2 separate regions of the Homo sapiens genome follow, and region 2 is linked to region 1. Evidence: read pairs that join two places in POLR2A ChIA-PET (ENCODE). Cell type or tissue: MCF 10A. All regions are shown on one strand.

Region 1 (8,000 bases):
TAACCTTAAGGAATGCACTATCTAGCCAGGAGACAGACATACAGCCAAATATGTAAGACGGTGGGATAACTCTAGCGGAACAGTTGTGTGCTGGAACCAGCTAGCCAGAGCCCATCTCTGTAGTGAGTGTGCATCTCTTCCCAAGTCTGCTTTTAGCGTCTTCACATTCATGGCTTGAAGGTGGCCATGGTGGGAGTATTTACACCACAGAAATCAGCAAATGCTATGCATCAGGGCCCTAGGAAGGCCAATTATGAAACACCAGCATATGACAGGATAGAAGATGTCAGAGAAAAGGTGCGTTTTGCAGAATGGAAATCTCAGTTTGGCGAGAGCTTTGGATGGAGGAGTAGGCAGTAAGACGAAGGGATGCCAGCTAGAAGGAATACATATATAGAGGCATAGCATGCTTAGGAAAAAAAAGTAGATCAGTGGCTCTCAAACTTAAATGTCCATCAACATCACCTGCAGGACTTGTTAAAACACAAATTGCTGGGCGCTGCCCCCCAGAGTTTCTGATTTAATAAATCTGGGGTAGGGACTGAGGATTTGCATTTCTAACAAGTTCTCAGGTGATACTAATGCTGCTGGTTTGGAGGGCCCCACTTTAAGAACCAACAGAAGTAGATGATGGAATACTCCATGCCATGCCAAAAAAAAAAAAAAAGAACCTGGGATTTTCTCTAGCTCCTCACCTTTTAAAATGTGTTCCAGGGGCCAGCAGCATCAGCATTTCTGGGAGCTTATTATAAAAGCAGACTCTCAGGCCCCCACCTCAGACTTGTTGACTCAGAATCTACAGTTTAACCAGATCACCAGGTGATCGTTATGTGTGTAAAAGTTTGATAAGCACTGCTCTATCAAGCCCACTGGTTCCCAGCCCGGGCCTGCACATTAGAATCCCCTGGAGAGGCTTTTCAAATGTACTTGTGCCCAGGTCCCACTGTAATGCACTTGATTTAGGATTGCGCCAGGGCATGGGTATGGTTTCAGAGCTCCCCAGGTGATAGTAATGTGCAACCAGGGCTGAGAACCACCGCTATAGGCATCACCCTCAGTTAGGAGAAGAGCTCCCCATCAGGGCACTGTAGTGAACATTCTGTGATGGAAGTTCGAAAGAGCAGCCAAAAGCTGCAAAGCCATCACTGCCTGCTGAGAACAGAACTGGAGCAGGGGCAGGCAGATTACTCTCTTTCATGCTTCTCCCCTCTCACCTCACAAATCTCTCTTCCTTTTGCTTGCCTTTGACCTCCTATTCTTTTAGTTTCTCTTTCGCTCTCCCTTAATGATTATATAATATTAGTTAATTTAAAAATTGGTTATAATTATATAACTATATAGCTAATTATATAACTATATATTAATTATATAGTAGTTAATATAAAAACACTTTCCACATGAGCATATCATTTTAGTATGTAAAACACTGAAATGTATATAGTCGACCCTTGAACAACATGTCCACTTATAGGCAGATTTTCTTCTGCCTCTGCCACCCCTGAGACAGCAAGGCCAACCCCTTCTCTTCCTCCTCCTCCTCAGCCTACTCAGCGTGAAGATGACGAGGATGAAGGCTTGCCTTTTTGATGATCCACTTCCCCTTAATGAACAGTAAATATATTTTCTCTTCCTTATGATTTTCTTAATAACATTTCATTTTCTCTAGCTTACTTTATTGTAAAAATATGGTATATAATACATATAACACACATCATATGTGTTAATCAACTGTTTCTGTTATCAGGCTTCAGGTCAACAGTAGTTAAGTTTTGGGAAAGTCAAAGATTAAACCTGAATTTTCAACTGCATGGAAGTAGGTGTCCCGAACCCACAAGTTATTCAAGGGTCAACTGTATTTAGTTTTAACATATGGAATGTTATTAGATAATGTGAAAAGGAGATAGCTTAAAAGCCCTTGTATTCTGAAAGCTACGTGGCTTTCATGTGCCATTTTAATAACAAGTAAATTGAATGTTTTGGATTTCTGTCTCTGAAACAAAACCAATACAACTACTAGTTGAGAAGCTTTGTATTTGCATATGGCCCTTGACAGACCCGCCACCACCCCCATCCCCAGACACACACCTCAGAATTTGACCCTAATCGAAGTTCTCACCCTATTTTAGGGCACGTGTCTATGCAGTGTGTACTATGAGAGCACACTTAGTGCAGTTAGATTATGTAGTCTTCTGGGACAGTTTGGCCATTCTAAGGGGCTTTGCCATACAATAAAAGCCATTAGCACTGAACTTCAAAGACATTAGGCTAAGTGAAAGAAACCAGACACAAAAGACTACCTATTGTATGATTCCATTTGTATAAAATGCCCAGAAAAGGCATACCTATAGAGACAGAAGGTAAATTAGCGGTTACCTGGGGTGGGAGAGAGAAATAACTGCAAATGGACACTGCGGGTTTTTGGTGGGGGGAGGGGATAGAAATGTTCTAAAATTAGATTATTCCTATTGTGGCACAATTCTATAAATATATTCAAAAACTATCTAATTGTACTGGTAAAATAGATGCATTCATTGATATGTAAATTATACCTCAATAAAGCTACTTAAAAATAGCAAATAACTAAAAAATTAGCACTAAATATTTCTCCACCTTAAAATAAGTTCTTTCACCCTCGTCCTTTTCTAGTAATATCCGGTGAAGACGAAGGAGCAAAATGGTTTTAAGGCAGACTCACTTATTTAAGAGAAGTATATATTCCCATTGCCGGTGGTTTGATACCATTTTTATTTGCTTTCAAGTACACTGAGGTCTGGCAAGGCAAGGAAAGGAGGGAGAAGGGGGAAAAAAGGAGGAAAGTTTGAAAAGAAATAAAAGCTATCGAACTTTTTTTTTTTTTTTTGAGACGGAGTTTCGCTCTTGAACCTGGGAGGCGGACGTTTTTAAAAACAGCTGCCTGGAGAAGCGGCCGGACGCAGGGGAAGGCTGCGCTGCCGGAAAGGGTTAACCCCGCGGGCGCCGACATCTGGCAGGAGCGAGGGCGTTGGCAGAGCCCGGTCCGCCCGTACCAGTCTGTACAGGGGAACTGTCCCGCCTGCTGATTTATCATTCCCTAATGTCACGGGGATGGGATGTTGAAATTGTGGCTAGAATGTGAAATACGAAAAACACGAAGATTATGATTTAGCGTCTGGGGAAGATCAGCGTTAGCCTGCAGAACAGCTTGTAAACGGGAGGCATCCTTGGCCCTAGCTTGTGGTTTTTGACTCCAACACTCAAGCTGGGGATCTGGGCGGGCAGAGCTTTCTTGGGTTAGAGCAGACAGGCAAAAGTGGAATTAATAAGAGCAAAACCACTTCTGTGCTGCTATGGGGATAGTGCGGGCGAGCGCCAGGAGGACCAAAGTAAATTTTAATTAAACAGAGACCTGATGTTGAAGGATAAATAAAACAACGTGGGGTGTAAACAGCTTAAATCAGGGATTCAAATGACACCTGCGGGTGTCTAGACATGAGGTGCATCCTGATAATTTATAGTCTCGGAGAAGATGCAGATGAGTAGGATAATATCTGCAAATTTTGCTCCTTAAAAGAAGTAATAGCTTGAATTTTAAGGAGGTACTAAATAAGGGAACTAAGTGGGAGAATGATTTTAACAGTTATCCGTGGAGGAAAAGGGGTTAGCAAAGAAACACAAAACTACATGTGTGTAAATCTTGCATTAAAAAAAGTAAAAGATCAATGCTTTGTGTGATTTCTTGCTTCCCTCCAAGGATTTACATAGTGTGTTGAAGTTTTTCTTTTCTTTCTTTCTTTTTTTTTTTTTTTTTTTTGCATTTCCATCTTTCAGCATGCCCCTATTTACAGGGAAAAATGCAGTTTCCACATTGTTTGTTGGTTATCAAAATAAGCGTTGACAACCGCTCCCTCAATGCTTACAGTTTGTTTTAATTACTTCCTGTCATACCAAATGCATCTACCATATGGATTTTAAGAATTGGCCTCAAGACATGGGCGTGCTGTGTTGAAAGTTAAATAGGACAGCTTGACTACTGAATCTTGAGGTTCATTCATTTGTTCATTTATTTATTCATCCAGAAAAACTACTGCCCCAGGCACTGTACAGAAATGAACAAGTCTGCCTGCCTTCACAAAGCACGCTATCTGCTCAATGGGATGATATGAAAAGTGTGTGTGTCTGTGTGTCTGTGTGTGTGTGTGTGTAGCTGATAGCCAGCTAGAGTACTGAGTCCATTTTGCAACAATAGGTGGAAATATATATAAAGGAGTTATTTTTCTGTCCAGCAATATCGGGCAGTGGAACTTTGCCAGAATTCAGTACTTCAGATAACTGAGGATAATCATTCTTAAGAACCAATTAAAAATTGTAAAAGAATGTTTGCTGGGAATCACTCTAAAATATAGCACTTACTCCTCTGCCTTCCTTTCATTTGGTCATGATGACCCTTGACTACAGTTGCTTTGATACAGGGAGTCAGGGGCCTGGGAGGTTTTTGTTTACTTGTGTGTTTATTGTATGTCACAGTTTCATCCTTATTGTTGTGTGATTTGGGGCCATTAACCTCGCTAACTGTGCTTCTTCATCTGTAAAAGGAGGGGGTGGACTTCACTAGAAGTTCTTTAAAGGCCTGTTCTAGTTTTGATGTTTGTTGCTTACCTTGTGCCATCAGTAAAGTCCCAGTGCCTTTACACCGTGGAAGGTATCGCGCCCCTTTGGAAAACGCCCCTAGTATGTGATGACATGGGACCCTTGTTAGGATCAAGGCTGTGCTTGTTAGAATTGTGTCCAAGGTACCTGTAAGCATGTTCTGAGGGAGGCTGTGTGAAGCTCTTGGAGGTTTCCAGGTCATGAACTCGACGGCCGTTGTGAACTTGTTAGGATGCTCACAGGCTTCTTTTTTTGTTTGTTTGTTTCTCTCTCGCTCCTATTTATTTATTTGGCTTATTTTTGCTTTCGGTCATAGTCTGGAAAATTGAGGTCACTTTAAACCTTATCCCTAGATAAATGGGGTATAACTAGACATATACACCTTCCAGTTGTGCTATTACAAGGCAGAGGGAAATTTTTCCTACTGTGCATCTCTAAATTTCCAGAACAATGGCACAAAATACATTCCACTTTTCTGTGGGTCAGTTTAAGTTAGCTTCTTCTCTAAAACTGCTATCAAGGAATTCAGCAAACATTTATTAAGTAGGCACCTTCTCTGCTCCAGCCCTGGGAGAGTTGCTGAAAATAAGAGAGATGAAAAGCCTGGTCCCTAACAGGGTGAAGTTCCCTGGTATATGCAGCTCACTGGCATAATGTCATGACACAGCTCTGCATGGCCCGCTGGTCCCACCACACTCTCTCATGGGTTTGTAATTCAGATGCATTTGTATGTTTTGCCCCAGATAAAGACCTAAAAAGTGCAAGTGAAATCCCACTGTTCTGTTAAAATAGAAAACGTTTGATGTCGCCTATATTTATGCCTTTTCCAGATATTTTATAATTAAAGGGTTATTGTTATTTGCTATCATAACAATATGATGTAATACATGATTATTGTGGAAATCTTGGAAAATACAGAAAACTTGAAAAAAGGGAATACAAATCTGCATGAGTTGCCCCACTTAGAGGCAACTACTGGCAACATTCTGGCCTATTTCCTTCAGGTCTATATTCTTACTTACTGAGGCACTATGCTAGTGACACTGCAATGAATGACTGCATCCTCCTCTCAGAGCTCACAGCTTAGAGACCTTGTGTTAAGTGTGATGACCTGGAAGTACAAAAAGTAAGTAGGAGGGACTTGACCTCGGGGCACTTCCGTGGACTCTGGGTTTAGGAAAGGGTTTCCAGAGGGAGAGACATTTAAGTTGAGACCTCAGGGCACTTCCATGGACTCTGGGTTTAGGGAAGGGTTTTAAATTGAGGGAGGGACATTTAAATTTATACCTAAAGAATCAAGGGAAGTTGTCCAGGAGATGGAAAGGGTGGCAATGGGGGGAAGGTGTGAGTGAAACGTGGCTTTGGGGTGACTGGAGGGCAGAGGGCAGGGGCCTCGAGGAGGAGGAGTGATAAGAGATGGTGCTGCGGAGGTAAGCCAGGCCCCAGGCAGGGAGCTTATCAACCCAGTTATTAATATTCTGTAGCAACAACTTTGGGTCCTGAGTCTTTCTGGTTTTATTTCATTTTAGATTCTGCACTTCATACCATAGCATAAGCTTGTTTCATAATAATATAAATTATTTTAATGGATATATAATATTCCCCCAATGCATGAGGCGTCATTGACTTAACTGTGCCCCTTTTGTTGAATATGAATCTTCCAAGAATTTAAAACAAAAAAAAGAGTGTTTTTTTTTTTTTTTTTGGGCTTCACATTCCACTCCCCTTATAGTTCTCCATGGTCTCCAGGTAATGGTAAAACTGGAACATTCTAAGCAAGATAGATATATTCATGCTCTTTTACCCCAAATCAGAATTTCGACTATCAACCAGAATCCACTGCCTCATGACTCCTGGCAGCAGCTGTTAAATTCCCTTCCAGAAGTAGAATCAACACAGCTTTCATTTCTTCCTCTAAGCAACCCACTCCTGCATCCAAAGAAAGATAAATGCACAGAACCAGTTTCTAGGTAGTACCAAGTCCCCTCTTCCTTCCTCCACTGGTCTCCCCCTCCTCCCCTTACTCTAAAAAAAAAAAAAAAACAAAACTAGGATCAGAATCAGTTGACAAAATATCAACCTTTTATTAAATAAAACACTTTAGAAGAAAGAATCATCGCAGACAAAAATCGTGTATGACAAAACACACTCTTTCATCCCTCTTAACCCAGGAAAGTTACAAGCACTCATTCATACCTTCATTCATTCGTTTATTCAACAAGTACTTACTTGGTGTTAGGCCACCCTCTGAGTATAGAGTAAGGGCCAAAACCAACCTGGCTGCTGCCTTGCAGACCCTACAGCTGAGAAAAGAGTCTGACGTTCCACAAATAAACATATCAGCAAGCATTTTATGACCTACGGTGGTAGGTGGTGCTATGAAGGTAAACAGATGTGAAGGAAAAAGCATAGCAAATCTAAGGAATTGGAAGGAGGCTGTGGCTGCGCACAATGAGAGAGTGGGAGAATGTTGTCAAATGAGCAAAAAAGTTTTCTCATTTTTTTTCCTCTTTCTCCTTAACATAGCCATAGAACGTCCTGTGGGAGATGGAGTATTTCTGCCCATTTGGAAACTAAAATGTTCATCTTCAGATTGGGTGGGCTTGGCAGTGGGGCAGGGGAACACTTCATGTCACCTTCGATTTCTTCAGCCTCCTATTTCCTTTGGTCTTTAAGGCCCTGAGGGTCAGTAGCCTGGTTATGAAGGCAGCTCTCAGGAAAATTAAAATACTAAAAGCACACATGAATGAAGAAGTTATGTTTATGTAGGTGCCATTTATGTACAGCTCATTGGTTTCCCTTCTGTTGGTTGTTCTTTAAAAGTATATTGTGAAGATAGAATGTTATTGTGAGCACAGTTGTTAATATTAATGTTATATTTGTATTAGTTTGTTCTCACGCTGCTATAAGGACAGGCCCGAGACAAACCCCGGTAATTTATAAAGAAAAGAGGTTTAATTGACTCACAGTTCTGCATGGCTGGGGAGGCCTCAGGAAACTTTCAGTCATGGCAGAATGCACCTCTTCATAGGGCAGCAGGAGAGGGAAGAAGGCACCTCTTCACAGGACAGCAGGAGAGAGAATGAGAGCAGAGTGAAGGGGGAAGCCCCTTATTAAACCATTGGATCTCATGAGAACTCGGTTACTATCATGAGAACAGCATCAGGGAAACTGCCCCGATGATTCAATTACCTCCTACCGGGTCCCTCCCATGACATGTGGGGGATTATAGGATTACAATTCAAGATGAGATTTGGATGGGGACACAAAGCTGAATCACATCAATATCCAACACCTGCAGATTCTCAGGGAAGTAAGATTACCTTTAGACTATATTATTGATGTACTCTGCCTAACCAAAGCAGTTGGAACTC
Region 2 (8,000 bases), 71 kb after region 1:
TCTTTGAACAATCTTTTCTTGAACAACTATTATTGGGCACAGATGATACACTGAGCACTATGTTAAACCCTGGGAAATAACAAATTAGTAAGATATGGTCCTTGCCCTCAAGGAGTTCAGATTCTATTGGAGAGGGGGACACATAAAAGAACAATTAAAATAGTTAAACGCAAATGAAATCTACTCAGAGTACAGCCATGGACTGGAGTCACGTAGCCCATGAAGGAAAGATAAAACGGGTCTATTAGCAAAGACTTCTCAGAGAACAGTGTGTTTGAACTAAGTTTAAAGGAGGAACAGGAATTAGCTAAAAGGGAAGTGCAGGGAGCATTGTTCCACCTCAGCAGGTGAGGCTATTGCCAGTAGAGGAGATAGGAGTAAAAGCATGGAGGCAAGAGATTGTTTAGTGCTTACAGAGAACTATTAAGTGTTCACTGACTACAGGCCTAGGACTGTGCCTATTTTTCATACTGTACTCATAGGATCTAAACCAATGCCCAGCACCTAGATTTGTGGATCATCAGTTATGGTTGAAATCATACAACAAATGAGATCACCAAGACAGCGTATGAAGTATTTTTTAAAAAAAGAAAAGAAAAAGGTAGCTGAAGATAGAACCTGAGCCTGAGGAACACGAAAAGAGCAAGTGGAGGAAGAGGAGGCCATTAAGGTAATGGAAAATGTCCAGTGAGAGAGAAATGAGGAGAATCAGGAGGCTAGGAGTCATGGAAATCAGGGAAGAAGTCCCCAGAGACTAGTACAGCAGAGAGGGGCAGTGCAAACAGCTGAAGAATGCCTATTAGATTAGAAATTGGGGAATCCAGGCATCATGGATAGACTACTTCCAGGCTGGGCGTGGTGGCTCACGGCTGTAATCCTGGCACTTTGGGAGGCCAAGGCGGGCAGATCACTTGAGGTCAGGAGTTCAAGACCAGCCTGGGCAACATGGTGAGACCCCGCTCCCCCCCACGTCTCTACTAAAAATACAAAAATTAGCCGGGTGTGGTGGAGTGCGCCTGTAGTCCAAGCTACTTGGGAGGCTGAGGCAGGAAAATTGCTTGAACCCAGGAAATGGAGGTTGCAGTGAGCCGAGATGGCGCCATTGCACTCCAGCCAGGGTGACAGACAGAGACTCTGTTTAAAAAAAAAAAAAAAGGATATAGACTATTTCCAGAAGCTTAGCCAAGAACAGATAGAGAGTGAGGTTAAAGGAATGTTGTTTCTTATTTTTAGGATTGCTTCAGTTATCTGCTTCTGCCCAGCAAACCACCTTGAAACATATGACTTTTTAAAACAAAGATTTATTATTTCTCAGAATCCAATCAATTAACTAAGTAGTTTTTCTTCTGGTCTCTCCTTTGGTCACTATTCAGACTACCTTTAGCTGGTAGGCCAACTGTTTGGGCTAGTAGGGACTCGAGGTTTCTCTCCATGTGCTCTCAGAACCTTCCTCTCAAAGTGGTCTCTCACGCTCTGGAGCCGATTCCACATGGCCGTTCTCTCCATCAGGACAGCCTGGACCTCTCACAACATGGTGGCTGGGCTCCAAAGGGAATAATCCAGGAGAGATAAGCTCAGTGTGCAAGCAATTACTAAGCCTCTACTGGCAGCATACCTGCTAATGACCGTTAGCCAAAGCAAATTACATGATCACGGCTAGAGTCTACACAGGAAGGAACACAAGGGATGAATTGCAGGGGGGTGGTTGTTTATCCTTTTAATTGTCCACTATATAAGGGTATTTTAGAATTTAAAATGTTTATAGGCTAAGGAACTAATTGAAAGGGAGATGCTGAATGCACAATAAAGAGAGGCTATTACTACAAGGGTCCCAAAAGGTATGGTGGATGGGAGAGGGGGATGAACACCATCCTCTGAGCCTGGTGGAAGAGAGATTTAAAATGGGTTATGTATGTATTTCAGTTTAATCACTGAGGGGAACAGAAAAGGGAGTTGTTCATGGAAATGTAGCCCTGGGGTAAAGACTTGGAATTTGTGGTAACACCAATTCTGCCATCATTTTGCTTCTCCATCAATACTCAAGTGTGCATGTTGAGGCTGAAAAGCCTGATTACAGCATTGATCCAGGTTTAGAATTTGGTTGGTGGGTGCTGCAGAAGGATAATGGTGCCAGGAATCATGGGTTATTGGCGAGGGTAATTTGATAGAAAATCCAGGAATTGGGTGCAGTGGCTCATGCCTGTAGTCCCAGATACTCAAGAGGCTGAGGGGCAGGAAGATGAGACCACAGCCCCAGATGAGGAGAGAACAATGAGATGTTGGCAAACTGGCTAGAATAACACTACAGGACCAGCTTCCTTGGATGTGCCTTGAAAAGACACGCGGTGTATTTCCAATAAGTAAATCCCTCTAGGCATTGAGTGCAGGAGTTCAAATCCAGCCTGGGCAACTTAGCAAGACTCCACCTCTAAACAAACAAAAATGAATGTTGTTAAAAAAAAATAATAAAATTCAGGAATTAATAAAGGTTGAAGGGGGTTGAGTGTTCTAAGCCAATTCTCAATGACTGCAGTGAATGATGGAAAGTAACCAGGAAGTGATAGTGCTGCTGAAGGGCTGCTCATGAGTACAAGGACTGGGTCCATTGTATCCTCAGATGCAAATACAGTGCACACAGAAGATACTCAATATTAGGCCAGGCGAGGTGGCTCATGCCTATAATCCCAGCACTTTGGGAGGCCGAGGTGGACTAATCACTTGAGGTCAGGAGTTCGAGACCAGCCTGGCCAACATGGTAAAACCCCATCTCTACTAAAAAATACAAAGAAATTAGCCCAGCACGGTGGAGCACACCTGTAGTCCCAGCTACACGAGAGGCTGAGGCAGGAGAATCGCTTGAACCTGGGGGGCAGAGGTTGCAGTGAGCTGAGATTGTGCCACCACACTCCAGCCTGGGTGACAGAGGGAGACTCCATCTCAAAAAATAAATAAATAAAAATAAAAATACAAAAATTAACCGGCATGGTGGTACACACCTGTAGTCCCAGCTACTTGGGAGGCTGAGGCACAAGAATCACTTGAATCTGGGAGGTGGAGGCTACAGTGAGCCGCGATTGTGCCACTGCACTCCAGCCTGGACAACAGAGGAAGACTAAGTTTAGAAAAAAAAAAAAAAAAGTCCCGGCGTGGTGGCTTACGCCTGTAATCCCAGTGCTTTGGGAGGCCGAGGTGAGCAGATCATGAGGTCAGGAGATGGAGACCATCCTGGCTAACATGGTGAAACCCCGTCTCTACTAAAAATACAAAAATTAGCCGGGCGTGGTGGCGGGCGCCTGTAGTCCCAGCTACTTGGGAGGCTGAGGCAGGAGAATGGTGTGAACCCAGGAGGCGGAGCTTGCAGTGAGCTGAGATCATGCCACTGCACTCCAGCCTGCATGACAGAGCGAGACTCCATCTCAAAAAAAAAGAAAAAAAAAAAAGAAAAAAAAGATGCTGTTCAATATTAGTAATAATTTGTGGAATAAACAAATAACTTTAATTCATCTCCTTCATTTTACAGATGAGAAAACTGAGGCCCCCAAAAGGGTAAATGTATTGCTCAGTCACCAAAGCTAGTGTACACCTAGCCAAGGCTTCCTACTTCCTGACAAAACCATACCCAATGTGGAAGTCCTTCTCAGCATTCCCAGAGGCAGCTCATTATTTTATTATCTCACAACCATTTAAGTGGCATTTGTCATTGTTTGGTTGATGGGATGAAATATCTTTGAATGAATACAGTTGAATGAATAAAGGGAGTGGTGAAAATGTTCCTTGAGGCCTAGAGGGATTTACTTATTGGAAATACACCACATGTCTTTTCAAGGCACATCCAAGGAATCTGGTCCTGTAGTGTTATTCTAGCCAGTTTGCCAACATCTCATTGTTCTCTCCTCTTCTGGTACTGTGGTCTCATTTTAAGACTCAGAAAATCGGGAAGAAACACACACACACATATCAGCTATCTACCCATATTCACTATGGATTTTTCCAGACTCCCTAGGATTAAAGAAATTAATGAACTTTCAGCTGAATAGGACAGAGGCTTTTAAAACGTTACCAACTACTATCCTTAAAGAAAAATGGAAACATCTCCCCCAAAGGCTATTGTCAGTTATGGAATTCAACTTAAGGAGGAAGGTGGTGACATGCTCCTCTTTCCCACTGGACCAAAATTTCAAAGCTTCAAATGTGTGGTAAATCCAACCAAAGATAAAGATTTGCAGGTGTTTTTTGCATAAAAGCAAGAAGGGCAGATGTATCTGAAACGTGCTTCTAACCAAATACGACATCTGCAATCCATTAGGGGTGTCCTGATGAAGGAAAGTGAGAGGAGAGGTTCAGGCAGAAAGCCTGCTCTGCACAAACATCAGCCTGAGGATGTGTCCAACCCTCTGTCAGAATCTCAGGACACCAAGGTCCTAAAAAAGGTGACCTTTCCGGGGGAAACTTACATTTCTGCCAAATAACCCAGTTCCTCTTCTTTCTTGCCTTCTATCAAGTTATCTTTGAAATGTCAGTGCTTTCTCTTTACTCAAGTACACCTACATGTTTTAGTATTTAAGACTTGGCAGCCACCTCAGATAAAGAGAACACTCCCTGCTTTGAGTGTGCAGACCTTCCTTTCCCAACACTCACGGAGAGCGATCTGTGTCCTGATTCAGCTACTTACACTCCCACAGAACAAAGCAGAATTGTCACCACGAACATTACTTGCAGGTTACTCAGTGGTTGTTATACGCCTGTCCTGGACTCCCAAGAAAAACCACTAACTTTTATTAAAGTGTTTGTAGCAAAGCCTGTTGCAAAACATCCATGGCTGTGAAAATGACTCCAAGTTATGTGATTCCTAGAATGGACGTTCAGAAGGACCCTCAATTTTGTTCATATGTAGGATCCATGGTCAGGGCTTGCTTCAGACCTCCCTTTGCAAGTCTTACCTTGAGCTTCAGCAACTGGGCTCAAATTAAACATAGCATGTAATTGGAGTGCTCCTTAAATGAATTCTCTCAATGAGCATACCAAGTCTGTTTCCTGTATAATGTCTCTTACTTGCTTACTGGCCTTTTGATAAACCATTAGAGATGGAGCATTTTGTTAATTACTAAACTCCTGGTGACAGACAAAACTGGCCTGTTAAAACCTGTGCTGTAATTTGAGGATTAAAAGCCACACCTCTGGGAAACATCAGTATCAAAACTGATTTGGTGTTGGAGACAAGGTGTAGAAGCCACAGTTTGACAAAGTAGATTTCCAAGCACAGTTACCAATTACATTTTTAGAAGTCTTCTATTATGCCATTTACAAGAAGGTACTTTTAAGGAGCTACAAGTCAGGAATATGTGTTTAAATCTCTTCATTTATAAATGTATAGGTAAAGCCCACATTTAAGAAGCACCTACAGTGTACAGAAGAGCACTGTGCTAGATATAGCAAAAATCAGCAGTCCTGGGCCGGGTGCGGTGGCTCATGCCTATAATCCCAGCACTTTGGGAGGCCGAGGCAGGCAGATCACTTGAGGCCAGGAGTTAAAGACCAGCCTGGGCAACAGGGTGAAACCCCACTTCTACTAAAAACACAAAAATTAGCTGAGTGTGGTGGCACACACCTGTAATCTCAGCTACGTGGGAGGCTGAGGCATGAGAATCGCTTGAACCCAGGAGGCAGAGGTTGCAGTAAACCAAGATCACACCACTGCACTCCAGCCTGGGTGACAGAGCAAGACTCTGTCTCAAAAAAAAAGGCCGGGCGCGGTGGCTTATGCCTGTAATCCCAGCACCCAGCACTCTGGGAGACCGAGGTGGGCAGATCATGAGGTCAGGAGTTCAAGACCAGCCTGGCCAACATGGTGAAACCCCATCTATACTAAAAACACAAAAATTGGCCGGGTGTGGTGCTGGGCGCCTGTAATACCAGCTACTCCAGAGGCTGAGGCAGAATTACTTGAACCTGGGATGCAGAGGTTGCAGTGAGCCCAGATCGCACCACTGCACTCCAGCCTGGGTGACAGAGCAAGACTCTGTCTTGGAAAAAAAAAACAAAAAAACACAGTCCCTAACCTCCTAAATTTCATAATCCAATGAAGAAAATGTTATTAAAAAATCAAAGTATGTGGTCAGTGCATTTCTGGAAAATATTTTACTTAATAGTAAGGAAAAAACTAATGATTACAGCATCAATGTACTTTGATTGGAAAAATCTCTTCACTTGACCCAGCGTTTGTGGATTGAAGGTCTGTGTCAGGAGGTTCTCTCCTAATCCTCCATCACCAATGTCATCTAAAAATGCAAATAATGAACAAAGACTGTTATGACAGAGAACAGTTGGTATGTCACTTATCCTTCCTTCATCCAGAATAATCTTCCAGTAAAACTGAAGGTAAGTTTCTATATCAGTTGAGAAGCTTTCTCTTAAAAATAAAAAAAAAAAATCTCAAACTGGCTTAAGTGACAAAAGTGATTTAATTTTTCACAGATCCATGAAGCCCAAAGGCTTCAGGCGTGAATCAGAGCTCCAGCTGAATTTCTCTACAATTCTCTGAGCTCTCATCTCCACATGTCAGCTCTATTCCCAGCCCGATTTCCCTTTATTATTCACAAGATGCCAGGAACAACAGGGATTACATGTTATCCTTCTTCACCCCCTATGGGAAAAAAAGAACTCGGCATTTCATGCCCATCAAACAAAAGTTCTGAGTTTTAAGCTGATTGGACGACCTGGAACCAATTCCTGTGCCCAGGAAAATACCTTGGTGCTGATTGGTTTAGGCATGGGTCACCTGAGCCAATCACCTCTGGGACTGGGGTTGATTACCCAGAGAACATAGCTGCTACACTGCGGAGAAGGAATGAAAGGAAGGGTGAAGAGGCCAGTCACACATCATACTGCCTGCTATAATCTTTTTTCATGCACAGCCTGGATTGCTAATTAATTTTTTTATTCAATATCAGACATAAACTCTATAAAGGGGAATCTGTTTTCTATAAAATTTCTAAGTCAGACATTTAAAGTGGTTTTACTTTTTCAAAAACAACAAAATGGGTAACTCAAATTTTTTTTGCAGAGTTCTCTCTTCCCTTAAGAATATACAAAAATTATCCCCCTAAAAATGTTTTTACCATTTGATATCAGTGAGTGAGAATGATTCAAAATTTGTCCTATAGCCCATCTTCCCTAACCCTTTTATCCTCAGTTTCCGAAAGCAATATGACCTAACCAAATATATCCTCCTTCACCTTGGATAATGGATCATTAAATCTGCAGAAGACACCATGTTCCAAGGCATAATGAACTTTAAAAGTTTTCTGATATATGTTCACCAGCCTCCCAAAACCCATCCAAGCAGGACCTGTCCTGTCCTCATGAAACTCGCCCCAAATTCACCAACTCAATCTGTAAAGTGCCTAGTTTAAGGGATTTTCACCAACTAAGTATTTCTTCCACATGTGTAGTACTAAATCAGGGATGTCCAATCTTTTGGCTTCCCTGGACCACATTGGAAGAAGAATTGTCTTGGGCCACACATCAAATACACTAACACTAATGATAGCTGATGAGCAAAAACCAAAACAAAACAAAAAACAAAAAAACTCGTAATGTTTTAAGAAAGTTTAAGAATTTAAACTTTGAATGTTGGGCTGCATTCAAAGCTCTCCTGGACCACATGTGGCCCACAGAACTTAGATTGGACAAGCTTATTACTAAACAAAGTGTCCAGGGATAAGTTAACCTGTGGTATTTTCTTCCCACTGCCTTGGTGATGAAAGAATGAGTTGTCTGGAAGGCAAGCCATTGCCTTCTTGTGACTGTTGCTGACTGTTTAAAGGCCATGGACAACAGCCTAAATGAGAAGCTAACTTCACACACCCCAGACATACCAAAACAATGGTAGCCAAACTTTCAATATTTGCTCCAAGCATTCCACTTGAAAAAATCATTATAAGCCTTCGTCTGTTTCAGAAATGAGAATTTTCTGGTTGCAGAAGATGCCACTGAGGCTC

Evidence for each region. Peaks named below come from ENCODE experiments on the same cell type or tissue, not always from the same donor. Only the 100,000 strongest peaks of a DNase experiment are listed, where the experiment ranks them.
Region 2: POLR2A ChIA-PET joins it to region 1 with 12 read pairs; 5 of 35 experiments call an interaction of 5 or more read pairs at or near these places.

The regions. Positions count from the first base shown.
Region 1 is chr15:83,360,665-83,368,664 of GRCh38, reverse strand. LOC105370934 (a long non-coding RNA gene) reads left to right here. Exons shown (of 3, transcript XR_932546.2): 1 at 1-297; 2 at 1,543-1,611; 3 at 2,864-3,627. Among named protein-coding and RNA genes, the nearest start is that of BNC1, 80 kb to the right of the region's middle. In MCF 10A, no CTCF peak of the experiment used is centred here; a DNase peak (open chromatin) is centred at 3,044.
Region 2 is chr15:83,289,187-83,297,186 of GRCh38, reverse strand. All of the region lies in intron 1 of BNC1-AS1 (BNC1 antisense RNA 1), which reads right to left. Among named protein-coding and RNA genes, the nearest start is that of BNC1, 8.5 kb to the right of the region's middle. In MCF 10A, no CTCF peak of the experiment used is centred here; no DNase peak of the experiment used is centred here.